Linked DNA regions of Homo sapiens: region 2 is linked to region 1. The links are chromatin loops, found by intact Hi-C in ENCODE. Cell type or tissue: IMR-90. All regions are shown on one strand. Each heading gives the region's core, and the rest is flanking DNA. Links, peaks and the distances in the headings are about the cores only.

The links. A loop is a pair of places that touch in the nucleus more often than their neighbours do. Peaks named below come from ENCODE experiments on the same cell type or tissue, not always from the same donor. Only the 100,000 strongest peaks of a DNase experiment are listed, where the experiment ranks them.
Region 2: a loop joins it to region 1, with 5 times the contacts of the local background. A loop is called at or near these places in 2 of 110 quality-filtered maps.

The regions. Positions count from the first base shown.
Region 1 is chr12:62,005,056-62,007,988 of GRCh38, forward strand. The region is part of intron 1 of TAFA2 (TAFA chemokine like family member 2); the gene reads right to left. Among named protein-coding and RNA genes, the nearest start is that of TAFA2, 190 kb to the right of the region's middle. In IMR-90, for the core only: a CTCF peak has its summit at 1,269 (motif pointing left); no DNase peak of the experiment used is centred there.
Region 2 is chr12:60,264,875-60,267,807 of GRCh38, forward strand. LOC124903071 (a long non-coding RNA gene) reads left to right here. Exons shown (of 2, transcript XR_007063566.1): 2 at 773-1,008. Among named protein-coding and RNA genes, the nearest start is that of SLC16A7, 670 kb to the left of the region's middle. In IMR-90, for the core only: no CTCF peak of the experiment used is centred there; DNase peaks (open chromatin) are centred at 1,567 and 1,857.

The DNA.
Region 1 (2,933 bases), core at 320-2,819:
TCAAAGAGTTCAAAATTGCAGTTATGTAGGATGATTAAATATAGAAAGCTAATGTGTAAGATAAAGACTATAGTCAATAATATTGTATCATATACTAGAAATTTGCTAGAAGAGTAGAGTTTAGGTGTTACCACCAAAGAAAGATAACTATGTGAGGTGACGGCAGTGTTTATTTGCTTGACTGTAGTAATCATTTCTTTACTATGTATGTGTATATCAAAACATTATGCAATATACCATATATATACACAATATAAATGAATAAATGAATGAATGGAAGAAAAGTTCTAATTTTATTGCTATCGTCTCCACTTTAGCCTTGCTTCTTCCTTCCTTCCATTTCCAATGAGATCTTAAATATAGATTATTTGTGACTTCAGAATACAGATATGTTTCTGGAAATTCATATAGAAAATAATTTAATGTAAAATAGAGGAAATGCATGTTTAATTCAGTTACATGCATATAGCATTTTCTAGCTTACTAGAAACTTTAATATGAAATTTTAGCATGAAAGTGCTTTCATTGACTATACACCACACATATTATAGATAATCTAGTTCAAACTATTCATTCTGAGAGCAGGAAAATTAGCACCAGAGAGGATCAATGTTTTCTCTAAGGTTATAGGGATAAACTAGAAAGCAGGTTCCCTCTCTGTCATCCTGCTTTCTTTCCATTAATCCACAAAAATACTATATGGATTTTACAGATAAGCAAAGTGAGGTGTAGACAGTTCATTTGCCCTAAGTTGCACAAATAGTAAGTGATGCAACTCAAGTTCGATGTCCTTCTGATTCGTATATCTGCCAATGAAAAAACATGTCTGAGAAAGAAATAACTGCAAAATCCAAAAATAAGTCTTAATCTACCCTCAAATCATCTACTTATTAAAATTTACAATTCATCATTTTCCTATCAAGCTCTATTAAGCAAAATAAACTTCAACATTTTCATTTTTATAATACTATGAAGACTCATAGCACAGCTTTATTGTATTTCTTTCTTCTCTCAATTTATTAAAACTACTTCAATCTCTCTTAGATGATTTGAACAGTATAAAATCTACCCTGGTGATGGTAGTACTGACTAGATCCTAAATTTCTTTCCATTTTGATGATACTTTTGTTTTGTAAACCAAGCACATGAGATTTGAAAGTTTATCAGTGGTTTGTTTTGTTTTGTTTTTGTTTTTGTCTTTAAACCTTCCTATTTCATCACTGCTTTTTGTTGACAAAGGCAAACAGGGTTGTGAAGCGTGCCCTCTGCTGGTAAGAAGAGGAAAATGGTCATACTTCAAACCAAAGCGCTCCTATAAATTTCACGTGGATAGCAGATGTATCTAAAGATCCGAAATAGAGTAGCCTACAAATGATTGATTTAGAAATAACTATCATGTTATAATAACATAATTATATATAATATCATATACACTTAAAATGGGAGATAAAATAGATTTACAAGGCACTGAATAGTAATATTTATATTTGTTCCAGCATTTTATGTTTGCTTTACTACTAACTAAAGTCTAAGAGAGGCTACAACTAGGAAGAGAAAAGGGAAATCATACTCAGATGGATGGAGCCACCCAATGTTTTTCCATATTTTACCGAGGAAACTGTCAATAGTTTATCAGCTTCAAATATCAATTGCAAGCACTGACATTGTCATTTAAATGGAAGTCACCAAATTCAGTGACCAATATATCTTCTCCCCAACCCATTTTCTATCACAATTCATTAGTAAGCCCCCATCAACCATTTTAATATCTCCTTGCAAGGAAAAAAGGGAGACAGATCCCTAACTCATCACAAATGTTCATTACAAGTGTGTGCTTCAGACATCTGCAAGTTACTTAAACTAACAACTATAAACTTATTATAATATTTCTTATCTCATAAGACTAAATGGACTATATATTTCTTTTTATGAGGTGTTAAGAAATGAATCTTGCCTGTGAAGCATGATTGAAGGAAACTCTGGGAAGGGTGATGAAGATGCGTCCTGTGTGATCTGTCACCTGGCCACCTCTCTACCATTCTTCCTGGCCCCCATGCTCCTTCTGCTCCAGCCACACTGACCGCTTCCTATTCCTGGAGCATGCTGAGCATGTCATCTCCCAGGGGCTTTTGCATTTTCTGACCCCTATGATTGTAATGTTCTTTACACACATAGACACACAGCCTCGTCTTACAGCTCATTTAGGGCATAAATGTTCCAACATCAAAAAGACCTTCCTTTATTACCCTATACGAAATCACCACATCCTCTTACCCTGATCTTCATAATATATATTACTTGTTACTATCAAAGTGATTTTGTTTTATTTATAATCTGTATCTTCCCACGAGGAAGCAAGCTTTGTGAAGCAGAGACTTAACTTATGTGGTTCACTGTTCTGTTCACAGTGACTGGAAGAGAACCTAGTTCATAGTAGGTCATAAATATTTGATGAATGGATAAGTAAATGAACTTATCAGGAACACTACAGAGATAATTTCTGCTTTGAATGGGAGAGTGATCTAATGACTTCCAGGGCCCCATTCTGTAATTTTATAAAGATAGCTCATCTTGAAAAAACAGACCCCATCTTCTTTCTTTTGATTGCTAGTACTACACTTTCAGAAGTGTACTTTTTTTAAAGTTTTACTTTCTTTTAAATTGATACATAACAATACGGGGTACAGTGTGATATTTACATACATGTATACACTGTATAATGATCAAATCAATGTAATTAGCAAATCCATCACCTCAAACATTTATCATTTCTTTGTGGCGAGAGCATTCAAAATTCTCTCTTCTAGTTATTTTAAAATATACAATACTTTATCATTAAATATAGTCAAGCCTACTGTCCAAAAGAACATAAGAACCTATTCCTCCTAATTGGAATTTTGTACCCAATTGCCAACATTTCCCCATTCCTCTAT
Region 2 (2,933 bases), core at 295-2,794, 1.7 Mb before region 1:
AATCCAATGGGCAATGTACAGATTACCTGAAGGCTGATCATTCAGCCCTCTTGCTGTCTAATACACATTATCCATATCTAATTATAAACTACTACAGATTTTTATTACTTTTCCAGTGTCAGCATGTAGCTTAAAATATGAAAGTCAAACTTGAAGTCTTTATCGTACTGAACTTATTCATTATATACTCACCCTCCTCTTTGTTGCACTCTTGATATACTTAATTTTTAAAAATCCACACTCATTTATTATTTTTGTTCTTTGCTGTAAATTCTATCCATAAACTAAAATACTTAATATCATTTTTAGAATATCTTGATCAATCCACCGTTTGCCTGTTTCATTCTAAATATGTAATCACCTGAGAAGTACTCATCCCATCTTCTAATTTCAATACCATATATATGTTAATAGCACCAAGGCTTTATTTATAACTCACCTTTAAATTTTTACAGTAGGTACCCAGCAAATTCATGCTGAATAAAGGAATAAATGAGTAAATAAAATAATGGACATTAAAGTATTCAATACATCCCAAAGCTCCAAAAATAACAGTTGTTATAATTATACAAAAAGGCATGCAGCTCCATGTGCTTCTAGAAGTTTCTTTGTTTTGCAGGTCTATTTAAATGATTGAATCACTTTATATTTTTGTATAGTCTGAAATATTCATGTTTACAATTAATTTAATTATAAGGAGATTGTTTTTCTTTCTCATTTGTGTTTTTACCCAAATATTGACACTAGTTTTGTTTTTATTTCATTTTAATAGGGATCAACTGGTTCTGACTGGCAGCTTGCCATTAGAAGGGGGTGAACTACCTATTATGATCCTGTATTAAATTAATTGGAAAGAGTTTATGTTTTCAGTATTCCAGCATGCTCGAAGTTTAAGATGCAGACAAGGAAAACAAGGCAGCCTAGAGAACATTTACCTTTGCATATTCTCATACAATTTTTATCCATTTTGCTTCTCTTAATAAACTTTACACAATCACTGCCTGGAAATGTATTTGGTTGTGTGTTTGCTTTGGAATTCTGACCTTTCACTGTGTGCATCAAAATGATTTGCAACAGTTTGTTTATTGAATGACTTTAGCAAATTCAGCCATCTTCAAAATCACCAGTTGCTATTTCTAAAAGCAGGTAGATTTAAAATGAGCTGCCACTGTTTGCCAAATGTAGAAGTGTCAAAATGTTCCCAGTGAATAACATCACTTATTACACTGTAAAAATGTACTTTGGGAGCATTATTTACACACAGCTCATTTCTAACCTACATTTGGAACTTGGACTAATTTTAAATGGGCCAACATGCCATTTTTATATATTGACGAGAACTCTTTCTAAGCAAGCCAAGTAACACCTGAAAATAATTTTTAAATCACTCCTCATTGGAAAGATACCACATAGAAACCATTTACAGGTAAGATTGCCAGATGAAAGCATTTAATTATTCTGCTTTTAGAAAGGATATTAAAATTCTGGGCCAATAGCTTGTGATACTTCATTTGAAGTAGTCATACCTCACTTAGTGAGTCACAGGGATAAGTTCTGAGACATGCGTTTAGGTGGTTTTTCGTGCAAACATCATAGAGTGTACTTACACAAATCAAGATGGCATAGCCTACTACACACCTAGGCTATATAGTATAGCCTATTACTTCTAGGCCACATGTCTATACATCATGTTATTGCACTGAACACTGCAGGCATTTATAACACCATGGTAAGTATTTGCATATCTAAACATATTTGAACATAGAAAAGTTACAGAAAGAATATGGAATAAAAATAAATACGGTACATGTATACAGGACACTTATCTCGGTTAAAGCTTACAGGACTGGACATTGCTTTGGATGACTCAGTAAGTAAACAGTGAGTAAATGTGAAGGCCTGCAACATTACTGTGGACTACTGTAGACTTTAAACACTGTACACTTAGGTTATACTAAATTTTAAAAAATTTATTTCCTCAGTAATAAATTAAACTTAGCTTACTGAAACTGTTTTACTTAAATGATTTTAACCTTTTGGACTCTTGTAATAACACTTAGCTTAAAACACAAACACACTGTACAACTGTACAAAAATAATATAATTCAAATATATTTTTCTAATTTTAATTTTTTATAATTATTGTTTACTTTTTAAACTGGTTAAAAATAAAAGACAAACACATATATTAACCTAGGCTTACACAAGATCAGGATCATCAATATCACTATCTTAACACTTCCCTATCTTGTCCTACTGAAAAGTCTTCAGGGGCAAAAACACTCACGGAGCTGTCATCTCCTATGACAACAATGAGTTCCTTTGAAATTCCCTTTGAAGGACCTCCCCGAGGTTGTTTTACAGCTACCTTTTTTAGTAAGTAAGAAAACATGCTAAAATAATGATAAAAATATAGTATAGTAAGTACATAAACCAATAACTTTATTATTTTCAAGTATTATGTACTATACATAATTTTACATGCTATACATTTTTATTGAATCAAAACATTTTACATATTTAGGGGCTGCATGCATCTGTTCCATGAATAGATTGTGTAATAAAGTCAAGATATATGGGGTATCCATCATCTTGAGTATTTATCATTTTGGTTTTGGTAACATTTCAATTCCTCTCCTCTAGCTACTTTGAAATGTATAATACAATGTTGCTAACTATAGTCACCTTACTCTGCTACTGAATTTTGTTGCTTATTTGTTCTATCTAACTGTATATTTGTACCCACTAATCAACCTTTCTTAAATTCCCTACTCCCACCTACATACACTTCCTATTCTCTGGCATCTATCCTTCTATTCTCTACCTCCATTCGATCAATTATTTTAGTCGCCATATATGAGAGAGAATATGCAGCATCTGTCTTTCTGTGCCTGGCTTAACATAATAACCTCCATTTTCATCCATGTTGCTGC